Regions from separate parts of the Homo sapiens genome. Here region 2 is linked to region 1. A link is a loop called in an ENCODE intact Hi-C map of the cell type or tissue named here. Cell type or tissue: Calu3. All regions are shown on one strand.

Region 1 (8,000 bases):
CTAAAATAATATTTAAAAAAACGTAAATGCCCTATACAATAGAGTATTATTTGGTCACAAAAAGAATGAAGCACTGGTGCATGCTACAGCATGGATCCCCTGAGGACATTGTGTAGGTGAAAGAAGCCAGACACACACATTATATGATTCAATTTCTATGAAATGTCTAGACTAGGCTAATAGACCAGTGGTTGCTAGGGGATGCGATAGGGGAGAATGGAGAGTGACATGGGGTTTCTTTTTGGGGTGGTGAAATGTTCTGGAAGTAGATAGTGATGATGGTTGCACTCTTTTGAGATTACACTAAGAACCACTGAATTGTGCACCTAAAAAATAAGTTAAAAATTTAAATGTCATTATAGGGCATTATAATTATAAGTAAGAGAATACTTTTAAAACTGTGTCTAAGTTTTGGTTCACAGTTTGTCAATGATTCTTCTGTAACAGAAACCAACATCTGGTTGGTTTTTTGAGTTTTTTCACCTGCTGGCTGACCTTACTTGACATACTGTATTAGACTTTCTTTATCTTTCCAGGCCTACGCAACTCTCAGCACACTGGGAAATCTCAGGGCATGGTGTTCCATTAGAAAGAAGAGTAAGCATGTGGGCTTCTTCGTGGGTACCATGATGGGAGAGAATAGAAAATAAGAAGTTAAATAATTCCTCGCAATTCTGTTAGGCATATAAACTACACATTTAATATTATAAAACAGTTTTATAAATGCACTTGGTCTATGGTGTCTGCATGGATTAGGTGAGTACTTCTGGAAGGAGGTGGGGATAGTCAGAGAAGGCATGCTGGGGAAGGAAATGTTTAAACATTTGCTTCTTACACAGACATTTATTGAATATCTGGCATGCCTTAGGCATTGTTATTTGGTGTTGTATGTACCCAGATAACAGCTGCAGTCCCTGCCCTCAGGGTGCTCAAAGACAGCGAAGACAGATGATTCTACAGACAGTTAGGGAGCAGGATGTAAGTGCTACTCCAAAGGTAAGCACAGGACTCTCTGAACGCCTCACTTGGGAAATGGGAGAAGTCAGGGAAACCTTGATGGAGATGATTCCTGAGCTAGGAACTGAAGGATGAGTGGGGACAGCAAAGGCTTGGAGGACAAAGTCATGCTGGATTACAGGAACTGCAGGTAACTCAGTACGTTTGGAGTTCAGGGCACAAATGGGGATGAGCCATGAGAAGTTGATTACAAGTAGCCTTGTAAGCCATGTCACCTAAGAGAGTAAGAAATAAAAGAGTTTTAGAGCATGATACTTCCAGATTAGCAGTCTAGAAATAAGACTGGCTGCATTGTAGAGACTTGGAATAGAAGCGGACGAGAATGAAGGCAGAAACTTTCAGGAGATTGTTGCAGTAATTTGGGAGATAAGTGGGTAGAGACAACAGAGTTAGAACAGAGACAACAGAGTTAGAACGATTAGGGCTTGCTCCCCAAGTGGATATGGTCGCAGTTCCTAGGACTCCAAGATCTCTGTCCACTTCGCTGTCTCACTTCATGTCAGTCTGACCCCAGCCTGCCTTCTAAGTCTTGTTTTCTTCTCTTCATGAAATGCTTAAGTCTTGTGCTTACTGTCCCCAGAACTCGCTTGGTGATTTAATGTCTGTTACCTTTGATTACACCTTTATCTTCACCTAGAATGGAGCTCATCTGTTCCCTTTACCTTCTTAGATCTCTGACTTATGAATCCTTTGGAATAATTCCATGCTAGAATGATCTCTTTGTCCTCTGAAGTCATAGCACTTAATATCTCTATCAGTCAATGACAAATAATTATGTTTTGCCTTGTCACATCTCTTAATTGCTTTGAATTGCTAGTCAATCTTGAGCCATTGCAGCAGGTAGAGAGGTGAATTGGCTCTCCTGAATTCCTACTCCCAGCCCTAATTTCCTGTATAACCCAGGGGGAATGACTTTTCTCCCCTCATTAGTGTAGTAACACATATTTGATGCAGAACACTTAGAAAATCTCTAAAAGTGTGCAAAATGAAGTAACTACTATCACAAACACCTTGGAATACTCACAGGTAATTATTCTTGTAATGTCCTCCCCATCCATTTTGTCACCGTTTCTTTAGGATTACATGTGTGCGTCTATGCATCATAGCTAGGATCATCCTATACATGCTGTTTTTCAATTTGATTTTTTCATTACCATATTGTAAGATTCTTGTGTCAAAACATAGGAGAATCTTCAAGTCCAAATTGAAAGTGGAGCTAAATTGTTCTCAGGGAGAGTTGTACAGATGAGTATCCCCTATCTGAAATGCTTGAGACCAGACAATTTTCAGATTTCAGATTTTTGGGATTTTATAATATTAGCACTATGCTTACCCATTGAGCATCCCAAATCTGAAAATTCAAAATCCTCCAATGAGCATTTCCTTCAAGAAATGTGGTAGTCAAAAAGTCATATTTTGGAGCATTTCAGACTTCAGATTTTTTGATTTGGGTTGCTCAGCCTTACCAAAAACTGAATAGTGACTATCTCTGGGAGGAGGGAGGGGAACTTTGGCTTTTCAGTGATATCTTTCTATAATGTTGAATGTGTGCATTTATGATGAGTCTAAATGATTTTTAGAGTTGTCACCCATAGTTTATAGGTGACAGTAATTTATACTTCTACCTAATCCAGGCTTATATTTACATTTAAAAAGAAGTATAACACCAACTTTACTGACTAGATAGATAAACAATTTTAATTTACTGAAATTTCACCTTTTCACCATGATTATAGGTCCTTTTTCCATTAGTTGTTTCCATTTCCTTTGCTGTCTAATGACTTAGATTTGAGTCCTAGGTAATAAATACATGTGATCTTTCACAAGTCACTTAGTGTTTCTAAGCTTTAGTTTGCTTATGAGTAGAATAAGAGGAATGATACTTCAAATTATTGTGAGGATTGAGATCAAGTATTGAAAGTGCTTTGTAAATTGTAAAAAGTATATAATTATTGATTTTTTATTGATTTTTATATTAGTCAATGGTCATGAGCAGTTAAGCCAACTTTGCTTTTTTAAAAATTCATTTGGAGAAAGACTAAAAAGGCAGAGGTGCCTTCATTAATATTTATTTTGGTGCAATGTGGGATCCATGAGATTTGGGTTTGTGCCACATTTCTGCTGCTAATTATTAGCTATATATACAGCTGAAATGCACTGAACAAGCACAGTTTTGGCCAGGCCCAGAAATGTTCAGGGAGCACCTGGCTGGACATACATCAGAGAGCTTGGTGACCTGATAAAGCATTCATGCAAGCTCCTGGAGACTGTTTAACTGGATGACAGTAGAAGGAAACTATTTATGCAAATTTTGCTAACTGAAGTTCTCCCACACCCTTGAGTCCACATTTCACAGGCTTGTGAGATGGAAATGGGTCAAAATCAGGTTCTAATAATCTCTTTGTCATCTGCAGTCATGCCTGAGAAGGTCTGATATGGTCTTCTGAATCATCAAGGGAAGGTAGAATTTCATCCAACATGACTTTTGTGCATTTGCTGTATTCAGCTCCCTGGAAACATAGGTGCCTTAATTTTATCAGTTATCCAGAACACTGAATTCTGGATAATAGAGGAACAGGGCTGTGTAAACAACTCTGCTGAGTAATAGATGGCCTCCTGGCCTCTGGTTTCTGACTCTGTATTCCCTTTTATCCAAGGACAAGATGTTACAAAAATAATTCAGAGTGACTCCCAAGGGCAGCCCCGTGAACTTGCTGGTCCCTCCGACTGTGCTAGCAGAGGAGGATGAGTCACCAGCAGCAGAATGTTGACTCTCCCAGTGCTATTAGTGGATGTCCCAGCCAGACGCGACAACCAGGAAGACAAGCTTTGGGAAAGTTCTTTCTGACTCATTAACATCATGATTTACACAAGAAAACCTCTAGCTTCTCATTTTATTTTATTTTTTAAAGAAGTTTCCTTTTTGTATGTGTGTATAGCGAGGTGGGGCAAAGGTATGGATCCCTCAAATGAATATTCAAATTAGCTCTTACCCATAGCAGTATTTGAACTGTTTGCTCAGTTAAATTTTATTGTCCTTTCTCAATGTACAGTGCCTATATATCCATCAAAGAGTAGCAGATTCATTAAGAATCTTTAAAAAGAAGGACATTATTTTTACACAGTTGAATTTCAGGTGTCCTATGCCCATGCCTTTCCCATCATTTCCTATGTGTGAGAACCCCCACCCCACGTAGCACACCTTCACATACTGGGGACTTTCCACTTGAGGAATTCACATGAATCTGGGGATCTGCATTCTCCTTGGGTAGTATCCCCTCAGAAGAAAATCCAGACTCCTTAGGGGGCATTTGTAGCCTGGGCCCAGTTTTCCTCCTTACCTCATCTTTTTTGGTTCTACACAAACCTGTTTAGTCTTCAGTCAAGTGCCTTACCCTCCGGCTTTCCTCCTCCTCCTCCTCCTCCTCCTCCTCCTCCTCCTCCTCCTCCTCCTCCTCCTCCTCCTCCCTCCCCCTCCCCCTCCCCCTCCCCCCTCCTCCTCCCCCCCTCCCCCTCCCCCCCTCCTCCTCCCTCGTCCTCCTGCTCCTCTTCTTTTTTTTTCTCTTTTTCTTTTGGGATGCAGTCTTGCTCTGTTGCCCAGGCTGGAGTGCAGTGGCACAGCTCACTGCAACCTCCACCTTCTGGTTTAAGCGATTCTCCTGCCTCAGCCTCCCAAGTAGCTGGGACTACAGGTGCTCACCACCACACCTGGCTAATTTTTGTATTTTTAGTAGGGACAGGGTTTCACCATGTTGGCCAGGCTGGTCTCAAAGTCCTGACCTCAAGTGATCCACCCGCCTCGGCCTTCCAAAGGGCTGAGATTGCAGGCGTGAGCCATCGTGCCCAACCCCACTTTCCTTCTTTTGCTATTTCTTCATGTTTCCCTTATTTGGAATGTTGTCCTCACTCAGCTCCTGTTTTCATCCTGTTTGTATCCCACCTTCTTCGTAGTGATAGTAGTAGTATTGCATGCCTGCTGTGAGCCAGTTTTCCTACTGTGTTTATGTATATATTTTTCCAAGAGTTTAAAATAAGCCTGTAAAATAATTATGATTATCCTTATTTGCAAATGAGAAAACAGTCATAGAAAGTTAAAAATTATTCAAAGCCAGCTACTAAGTGGCAGGGCTGAGGTTTTCCTGAGCCTGAACATTCAACCCCACCATGCTGGTTTTCCCTGCCGTCCTCTGGATCCGATCAAACTCACTACACCAGCCCCACTCTTAGACCTTCTCCAGACGTGCTCTTTTCGCTTGGTCGGGTGTGTCCTGTGTTTGGCAATCAGTCATGTATTATTACCTTGCTATGTGCTTGGGTTGCTAATTCTTCTTTGGCGATATATCTTTTGTTGTTTTCTTTTCTTCTTACTGAGCTGTGCATCGCAGGCTTTACACAATGCGTTTTTGTTGATTTTACTTAATTAATGATGTCCTGGAACAAGTGAGTTATTTCTCCTAGTTATATTTAGCCCAATTAGTTATTTACATCCTACCATAATATTTGCCTCCACTAATTGCTAAGTAGTCTTGCAAATTATCCTTCAGTCTTCTTTTTCTATGCTTTTATTCCTGGGAAGGAAAGACAAAAGAAGCTCCGTGGCTGGAGTCTGTAGTGTATCCCATCCCCTGCAAAGAAACCAACAGAAAAATTAAGTGGAATGACCAGGCATTGCCACTAAATAGTTTGATACTTTGAAATGGATGCCAGTTTGGCTAAATTCAAGTGTTGTCTGTTAGACAAGGGCTATTCGTAAAAGAATTGTGAATGTAAGCATGCTCTGGACTGTGCTTCAAGGATGCAAAAAAGTGTCATTGAGACTGCCTTCCTATGTGCAGAGTGGGAAAAGGAGCATTTATCTTGAGAAAGAATAACTGCATCTGATCACCGTTTTCAATTCATTGATAGGGAAATACAATTAAAGATTCCTAACCTATTTCAGGATACCCATCTACCATCTAAATCTCCAAGACTTGGATAGCTTCCCCGTTCCCGAGTAGTTCCCCATTGACAGGCATGCACTGAACTCTTCATTTACGATAACCGTTGTTTCCATGAAATACACTGAAAATTTTGCACAGTTGCAAGGTACACAGAATGGATTTTGAATTCTTTTGGTTGTACGAAGCATCCCTAGATGTGATCATGAAGTTAGACACCTGGGACTGTGAGAAAATAAGTCATGTGTAAGAAGAGTGGTTTGGCAGAATTTTAAAAATAGACCTTCCATGCTTTGTGGGTATAGTTTCTACATATTCTAGATCTTTGTGGTACCATTATATGGCTGTAGGAGGTAACCAACTGAAGAGCTTTCTGGGAGGAGAAGCTTATTGTGAAATGAAGACTGTGCATATGCGTTGTATGGGTCTCAGTCCAGCTGTTTGTATTGAAACATCATAGGCTATACATTGTGAGAAAAGAGAAGTAATCTTGTGGTAACCAAAGAAGTTTGAGGTGAAATATGTCTCACTGTTTCATATTCAGCTGGGGAATGTCTCACTGTTTTATATTCACTTTCTTATATTTGCTGAAATAAAAACAAAAATAAGGTAAATTTGATTAGTAGTAACCTTGTTGGGTCCTTTAAAACAGTGTTTTTCAAACTGTAGTCTGTTAATCTTTACTGGGCTGTGAAATCTGTTTTGTGGGTCTTGTTTAGCATTTAAAAATGTATTAAATATAAGAAAATGTAGAATAGAAGGTAGAGGGAATGGCACATAGTAAGGATCAATATCTTTTTGTGAAACTTGTATGTCATATACACACATGTGTACTACAAAATATATTTTTTACGGTGGATCATGGTCAAAAAAGACTGCAAAGCTGTTTTAAGCATGGCTGTCAGCATAGGTTCCTAGGATATCAGACAATGATGTGTAACCCTAGCTGGATTCTTGGCTGAATGCTAGGGGAAACTGGGGCAGACTGGGGAGGAGTGAGAGGTGGCACAGTGGCTCCAGAGGCGCTGTGGTGACCTGCCGATCCTGCTCTGCCCTGATGCTGCTGCCGCCTTGGTGAAGACTAAGTGCATTACTCATTATATGGATAGGGTTCGCTGAGAGCTCTGCCAGCAGTTTAAGATTGGAGTCTTTGTTGGCAGGGCAGTTTCAAAGCTGAACATAAAAACTGGTTACAGTTTTTTGGTTGAGGGGGCCAAGTGTAGGGGGGCCATGTAGAGAAAGATTTTTCTTGAGATTTCCTGGTTTTTTTTTGTTTGTTTTTTGAGACGTAGTCTTGCTCTGACACCTAGGCTAGAGTGCAGCAGCATGATCTTTGCTCTCTGCACCCTCTGCCTCCCGGGTTCAAGCGATTCTCCTGCCTCAGCCTCCTGAGTAGCTGGGATTACAGGCACCCACCACCACGCCCGGCTAACCTTTTTTGTTTTTTGTTTTTTGTTTTTTTTAGTAGAGACGGGGTTTCACCATATTGGCCAGGCTGGTTTCGAACTCCTGACCTCAAGTGATCCGCCCACCTTGGCGTCCCAAAGTGCTGGGATTACAGGCGTGAGCCATTGTGCCCCGCCTCGTTTTGTTTTGTTTTCTCTCCTAACTTACATTTTGAGGCAATAGCTGAGTACCTTTGGTGCATAGACTGAAATGGACATTTGCCATTTGGGGGGTTGTCTAGCATTGGAACCCCCTTTGTTTCTAGAGTGGTCTCCCATTGTTGCTGTGGAAGCTGAAGGAGGTGCAGACACATAACTGAGGGCAAACTAGGTTCAACCTCTTCGATTCCTCCTCGTCAGGACTTTGAATCTGGAGGGAGTGGTGCAAACATACAGAGGTGGCTTGAGATCATTCATGGAAGCAGCAGAGTTGGGAGTCCAGTCCTGGTGATGGCTGGTGACCGGTGGAGGCTGTGCGAGCAGTGGTGTCCTTATCAGGCTGTTCCTCTGTCCTTCTGTCTTTCCCTTAAACTCATTTTACCCTTAGGTAAGCAGAGCTGGTTTCTGTTGATTGTACCCAAGAACACTGAGTGGATATAGG
Region 2 (8,000 bases), 52 kb before region 1:
CTTCTAAAAATACGAAAAAAAGAAAAAAAGAAATTAGCTGGGCGTGGCAGCACGCACCTGTAATCCCAGCTACTCAGGAGGCTGAGGCGGGAGAATTGCATGAACCTGGGAGGCAGAGGTTGCAGTGAGCTGAGATGATGCCACTTCACTCTGGCCTGGGGGACAGAGCAAGACTCTGTCTCAAAAAAATAAAAAAAAATTTTTTGTTTTTTAGGTTTTGGGGCAGGGCAGTTGGGTTCATTTAGCTGTCCTAAAGTAAGTTTGGTATATTTTTGTGAAATATTTAGTTTAAAAGTTGTATTGCTGTTTTTGACATTTTAAGTCAGACGAGATTTACTGTTGCTTTATATTACCTGACTGTTATATAACACGTCCTGTGTTTACCTGTGTGGGTCTGAGCGTACCAGATGTGGTGTTATGAAAAGCGTGCTGGACTTGGAACCAGGACGAGCCGATGTGAGGCTGTCCTCTGCCACTTACTAGCTCTGTGACTTTGGGCTCATAATTGAGCCTTATTTTTTTCTCAATTGTAAATGGACTGTGTAGACCTGTCACAGAGGAAGTTTTGTGAAGCTTAAATGAGGTAGAACCTACAAAATAGCTTCAGACAGTGCCTGGGATCCAGCAGCATTTAACGAAAGTTACCCACTGCTACCCCAAATACTGAATATTGCCAGAAAATCTGTAAATGATTACATAATGTTTACACCTTTATAAGTGGTAACTTTGTAGGTAAATATTATTCAAGTTATGAACCTCTGATTTAGGAAACCTCCTTATGCAAATGGTTGGCTTCCCACTACAGAAACATCAGTAATAAGATAGTGGTTTAGACTCCCAAATCTGCGACCAGTCTGTATGTTTGAATCCTGGCTTATGATCAGTCATAGCTGAGTGATCGTGGGCAAGTTATTCAACCGCTTTGTGCCTCAGTTTCCTCATCTGTAAAAGGATAATAGGATAATAATGGCTCCTACCTTATGGGATTGTGAAAATTAAATGAGAATGTGTGTTTATGTATGTGTGTGTTTGTCTGTATTTGTACCAATACCCTATTGGAGTTTACCACTATTATTTACTGTTCCTCTTCTCTTTTCCTCCCTGTGTAAACAGCCCCATAAGTTATCTGGAAGTTCCCTAGTATCTCTTTCTTATCTTCTGTTACTGGAAGACTCCTTTTTCTTCTGTCTTTGGTCCCGTGTTAGTTGCTTCATTTTAATTGAGGCTATCTTGTTCTAGTGTGCAATACATTCTCATTGATCCCTTCCCTATACATTTCTTGCCTAGACACTTTGAAAAAGTGTTTTTGTTTTGGGTGGAAACTGAACATTTTCTAATAATGACTCATAAACCCAGCCAGGTGTTAAGGATACTCCTATATCAAGGAAAATGAAAGCTATACAGTCTCAAGCAAATGAAAAAACTATATAAAATGCCTAATTGTTTATTGAATGTTTATGCCAGAAATTCAGATCAATAAACTGAGCCTTAGAATGGTTGATGTTTAAAGGTACCCGGCTTTTAAGTGGAGGAACCTAGATTTGATCAAAGCCAGACCAACCTGGCCCTTGGTTTCACAATCCCTAAGCTCACTTGCCTTAATAAGGCCTCTAGGCACCACCTCAAGACTCCATCTGCACCCCTTATGAACCTACACTCTGCTTTCCCTCACACTCCTGCTTTTGAGATGGCAAAATCACTTATGGTTCTTTTTGGCTGCAGTAATGTTTCCTGCTATTTTGGCAGGGCAAATGTATAGCGTTTCAGATACTTTATGTGTTAAATTGGCCTTTTGTGTGTTGGCTTGGAAACTTAACCACATTTACTGCAGTGTGTCTGGGGGAAATGTGCGCCAAGTTTCAAACAACCAACTGGGAATGAATTCTTTAAAAGGCAGAACTTGTGCCTGGCGCGGTGGCTCACGCCTGTAATCCCAGCACTTTGGGAGGCCGAGGCGGGCGGATCACGAGGTCAGGATTCGAGACCATCCTAGCTAACACGGTGAAACCCTGTCTCTACTAAAAATACAAAAAATTAGCTGGGCGTGGTGGCGGGCGCCTGTAGTCCCAGCTACTCGGGAGGCTGAGGCAGGAGAATGGCGTGAACCCGGGAGGTGGAGCTTGCAGTGAGCAGAGATCGAGCCACTGCACTCCAGCCTGGGCGACAGAGCGAGACTCCGTCTCAAAAAAAAAAAAAAAAAAAAAAAAAAAGGCAGAACTTGTTTATAGCTAAGGGCTGCTGGTGTATTTATTTGAGTGTGTTACCTGCATTGGTATGCTTTAAGGGCTTCTGTGTCATGCCTGAAGCGACATATTCTGGAATGTATACATTATTGCACTTCCTTGGTTAATTGTCCTCACTGTTGCTGACCTTTGTACACTGAACCACTGCCATTGTGTTTGGCACGTAGTAGGAACCCTGTGAAGAGACTTATTTAGTCCTCTTTAAAGATCAATGGTTCTTTATACTTTTCTGTATGCTTGATATATTTCAATTTAAAAAAATCAGTGGAGTAAGGAAGGATCAGGCAACATTGAAAGAGGAATATTGCCACACAGTTGCCAATCTGATGAAAATACTGCTTATGCTAGGTCGAATTGAGACTCTGAAAGGTATTTGGGAGCCAGACACTTATGAGAATACATATTGCTTTGAATATTGGAAGAAAGCAAAGCAGTCAAACGAATTTCTTCTTGGCTTGGAGTTTTGTTTACTTTTCTCAGGTTAGAATTGATAGTTCTAATGGTTTTAAGAAGTCATGGAGAACAGGCCCACCATGAACCTGAATATTTGGTTCTGAGTTTATAGCCATTGTCTAGTAAATACTGTTTAAGGGTTATTAGCACACAATGATCATAAAATCTTGTAATACTTTTAAGAGGTGTAAGAAATTGAAGTCACCTGAGAATACCTCCTTCTGATTTTACAGTGGAGAAATAAAGGAATCAGAGTGTTTAAGTGACTTGCCTAAGACCTGTCTGGGCCACCACTTTAGGGATTGTTTTTTAATCCATCATCATGCTGGATTTGTTACTGAGCGATAAAATGGTACAGAAGGTAGTCACATAGAGAATTTAGGAAATAAAATACTCATTTGTTCAAATACTTCTCAGGAGGTTGAGATATATCTATGGGTAGAAGATTTAGAGGTTATTTAAGAGAAATTAGGATTGTCTAGGGTCCACCCCTTACCGTGGGGATTCTGAAGGGCAGTGTCTTATGAGAGAAGAGAGATCAAGTTACTTGGTGAGTGAGATGTTCTAGGTGCTCAGTCCAAGGGCTGGCCGGATGGCTAGCACTGAACTTGTGTGGATGTTTGTTCAAACTAATCAGCCTACGATTGGTTTGTTCCTAAGAATGATAAAACTTTGTTCTAGTTTTTTAAATTGTAATAATAATTCTGTAAGCATTTAAGAAGAATGCTTTCTTTAATGTTGACTTTTTTTTTTTTTTGAGACAGAGTCTTGCTCTGTCTCCCGGGCTGGAGTGCAGTGGCATGATCTCGGCTCACTGCAACCTCTGCCTCCGGGTTGAAGTGATTCTGCTGCCTCAGCCTCCAGAGTAGCTGGGACTACAGGCGCCCGCCACCACGCCAGGCTAATTTTTGTATCTTTAGTAGAGACGGGGTTTCACCATGTTGGCCAGGATGGTCTCGATCTCCTGACCTTGTGATCCGCCCGCCTTGGCCCGCCAAAGTGCTGGGATTGCAGGTGTAAGCCACTGCGCCCGGCCTAATGTTGACATTTTTTACTCCTACACGAAGCTGTTATGTTTTTACTTATTCTTTTCTAGTCTTTATCGATAATGTATAAATATGTACTGTATTATGTAATTTTAATTGCTGGATACATATACCTGTCTTCTTAAACTTTTTTATTCTATTTTAATAGAGTCTTTGTAATAATCATTTTTGAATGTAGTATTTAGTTGTGTTAATTTATTTTATTTTTCTTAAGTAATCTATGATAGAATAAGCTATTTCTGTTTTTACAGAATATTGTAGGGAACCTTTAAAAACACACAATTAGCATTTTTCTGCTGCTAATTGCTTTATTAGGATGAATGCATAGATTTACTGTGTCAAAGGTTATAACCAATTTTATGACCTTTAGTATGTAATTCTGGAAAATTAAACAGAAACTTAAGTCACAAATGGCCTTAAACATTGGCAGGAAGCTGCTGATTTCCTGACTGTTGTACAGGCAACCCACTGGCAAGTAACATGTCAAATACGGACCATTATAATTCCTTATCATAAAGGCAGATACAGTTTTCTTCAAAGGACATGAAAATAATTTATTTGCTTTTGATGCCTTTTCTCACTGGGAAATGATATTCTGTAAGTGCACAATGTGCACTTGAATGTGAAGTTGTAGTGAGGATTTTTATTTTTATTTTTGTACAACTGGGTTATAATAAAGGAAACAAACTTTATGTCACTTCTAGGCTGATGAAATACCCTAGTAAATGCAGTACATTTTTGCATGACTAATAGGAGTAGGGGCGGGGCTTTGACTTTTACATCAGTCAGGTTAAAATCACCTGTTTGCTGGTTTCCCTAAGACAGTGATGTATTGCCCTTTGCTTAACTTTTTGTTAGTTGGGAAATGTATTCTACTTTGATGACTGGTGTTTTTCTGCTTAGTGGGGATATTTTCTGTGAAGCCAGGATAAACAATTCTATAATGCAAATCTGAACACATCACTGCCTTGCTTAAAATCTTTCACTAGCTGCCCTTTGCTGTTAGGATTAAGTCTATCCAAACTCCTTAGCATGGTATGAAGAGCCTCTCATGGTCACAGCCTTCCTTTCCTTCCATTCCCTTTCTTGCAGTCAGCACTCCAGCCCTTCTGACCGTTTTTGTTTCTTAAATATATTGTGATCTCTCTTACTTCTAGGACAGTAAGTTCTGTAGATTCCTTGGTGAATATACAGCCTTAGAGACTGCAAGAATTCTGAGCAGTATTTCTAAGGGTTAGATTTCCCTCCAAGTACCATTAACATTCTGGGCTGCCACATTTCAAGATTTACTCTGGAGATGTGAGGTGGAAGCCATGTTAAATGGCTGGAAGATAGTCCTGTGGGAGAGATAAGCTTTATCATTTTATTTTTACCAGGTGTGTTGCAGTGAGTGTTGAAAAGCCTTCCACAAAAAATAGAGTCTTCTTTTTTCCCCTGTTATGATTAAATTACTGGCTGCTAATCTTTCATGATGAAGAGAGAAGCCCAAAAGCAATTTCAGAACATGGATCTCATGCTGATTAGTGGTTATAATGATTTCACATGGATAGTATTCCTTGTGTTTGAAAGTTATTTTATTGGTGAGATCTGCGAAATCAACAAGGCTAGTTTATCTTTGCAAAAACTTGTGACAAGCTTATAGCTACACTCCTTGGGGAACACAGTTCACATTTAAGATTTTGCCTCAGGCACCTCTGTTCAGCTTTATGCTGTGTCTTTCAGATTCTAGATATGAAACTGGTTTGACATTAATACCTAGCATGATAGCTTTTTAGATACACTCTTTGCTTGCATTAAGTCAGACAAAATCTGCAGAGCCTAGCACTATGCTCAGTATATGAGCTGCTTTGTCTGTGTATCTTGGTTCATACGAGAGTCAGTATACCTAGGCAGTCAGTAAACAGTCATTGATTAGATTTGGATTTAATAAATTTAAGCCTGGCCAATAATTAGTGGGAACCAAACCAAGGCAACCTATAGTAAATGGAGCATTGCATCGAAGATCTCAGTTCTTCAAATAAGGCACAGATAAAGGATCTCTATGTATTACCCTCCTGTTCTTGGATTTAATTGTTCAAATGTTTCACCCAAAACCTCAATTTCAGGCTAATATTTAGGCATTCTCTTCTATGTTATACCTCAGGTAATTTGGAAACATTTGTATTTCTAAATCTATTTCTGTATAAACTTTCTATGAATTGTATATCTCTCCCTCTCTATATTATATAGTATAGATTTAAATTGAAAAATTCATTGTTCCCTTCAGAGGTATAAGAGTATTCTGGCCCAGCTGGAAATGTTATGTTAAATTTGAAATTCTACTACCTAAATTTTGGACTTGTGTACTACTGTTTTAGTAGAGCTATATGATACTGCAGATAAAGTTCCAAAACAATCTGTGGTGAAAAAATTCTTGTTCAGGGACCTGTTGTTCAGTGAAACTGCTTTTCTGTTGGGTACCTGTATTCTTTTTTGGTTAAGTTAAAAAAAAAAAAGGATTTATTGGCCTATGTCTTAAGGGGGTTGGGGGAGGACCCATGGTTCATGGACTCCAAGGATATAAAGGCATTCCCCTTCTCAGTAAGAATCCTGCTATTCTGCTTCCTGTTCATTGGTCTTATGTTCTGCCACAATGAGGTTTTATCCACATGATTTGAATAGAGAACAGTTGGCTGCTCCAAGATGATGTCTGTTTATCAAATCTCCCTGAAAGACTTGTGTTTGTGTCACCCTTGGTCTGGAAGGTGGACAGTGCAGGCATGGATGGGGGTCAGGTGGGACACTGTGATCTGTAGTGTTAACAGAATCACCTGGTATGAGAAGTTTCTAGAGAGATAAAAACAGATGTCAGCTGTAATATATTGAACTGGCAGTTAAAAAATTTTTTTTAAGTTGTGGAAAATAAACAACATAAAATTTACCATGTGAGCCATTTTTAAGCTTACAGTTCAGTAGTGTTAAGTACATTCACGTTGTTTTACATCTAATCTCCAGAACTCTTTTCATCTTGCAAAACTGAAACTCTGTACCCAGTAGATAATAACTACCCATTGCTTTTTCCTGCTAGCTCCTGCCAACTACCATTCTACTTTTTCTATCTATGGATTTGACTACTCTGGCTACTTCTTATAAGTGGAATTGTCCATAATGTCCTTTTTCACTAGCATGTTTCACTTAGCATAATGTCCTCAAGGTTTATCCATGTTTTTGCATATGATGGAATTTCCTTCCTTTTAAAGGCTGAATAATATTCCATTGTATGTATATACAACATTTTGTTTATCCATCTATGTTGTTGGATGCTTGGGTGGCTTCTACCTTTTGACTGTTGTGAATGATATTTCTATGAACATGGGTTTGCAAATATCTCGTTGAGACCCTGCTTTCAGTTGTTTTGTGAACTGCCACTTTTTTGGATAACTCTCATTTGAAACTATGTTCATCTTTTTTTCCTTAAAAACTGCCCGTAATTAACTCTTTTTGGTGCCCAGTAAGTGGAAAATTCAGAACAGCAAAATGTTTGCTTTATTCAACAAACACCTTCTCAAAATCTAGAAAACAAAGAACATTAGAGAACACTGTGGAAGTAAGTATGATTGTGGGTAGCTGGCTGACGTAGAAGATTTTAATTTTTACTATGATGCATAAATATGTACCTTTGCAAGTTTTAGCAGACAAGAGCATGAGGTCCGATCATAGACCTATGACTTTGGGGAAGTTACCTAAAGCCTTGCCAGCCACCATTTACTTATTTGCAGAGAGGGGGTTGGTTATACCTGCTAGGGTTAATTAGACTATTAAATGAGATAACATGTGCAGAACACATAGCCAGTGGTAGGTGGTCAGTAAGTGGTTTCCTCTCTCCTGTATTCTTCCAGGGGAATAGAAGACGACCACTGTGTGAGGATCTCTGTATTGTTCAGCTCTGATGCTCCTCCTACTGTGGGTGGTAGATCTCCCTCTTAACAAGGCTTTCTTGGCAAGCATTTTTAAACTTTACATTTTCTTATTTTTTTATTATTGTTATTGATATTTTGTTTGGCATAGGTACTGTATTGACATGGTTCAGAAAGCAAACCAGGGCCGGGTGCCGTGGCTCATGCCTGTAATCCCAGCACACTGGAAGGCCGAGGTGGGTGGATCACTTGAGGTCAGGAGTTAAAGACCAGCTGGCCAACATGGTGAAACCTTATCCCTACTAAAAATACAAAAATTAGCTGGGCGTGGTGGCAGGCGCCTGTACTCAGGAGTATCCCAG

Evidence for each region. Hi-C counts contacts between places; a loop is a spot of excess contacts. Peaks named below come from ENCODE experiments on the same cell type or tissue, not always from the same donor. Only the 100,000 strongest peaks of a DNase experiment are listed, where the experiment ranks them.
Region 2: it touches region 1 in a loop (2.5-fold over the local background); 18 of 110 quality-filtered maps call a loop at or near these places.

Annotation. Positions count from the first base shown.
Region 1 is chr1:64,894,014-64,902,013 of GRCh38, reverse strand. All of the region lies in intron 1 of JAK1 (Janus kinase 1), which reads left to right. Among named protein-coding and RNA genes, the nearest start is that of JAK1, 69 kb to the left of the region's middle. RefSeq lists an enhancer at 6,249-6,318. In Calu3, no CTCF peak of the experiment used is centred here; DNase peaks (open chromatin) are centred at 3,243, 3,773, 5,246 and 7,003.
Region 2 is chr1:64,945,860-64,953,859 of GRCh38, reverse strand. The region is part of intron 1 of JAK1 (Janus kinase 1); the gene reads left to right. Among named protein-coding and RNA genes, the nearest start is that of JAK1, 17 kb to the left of the region's middle. In Calu3, no CTCF peak of the experiment used is centred here; a DNase peak (open chromatin) is centred at 4,519.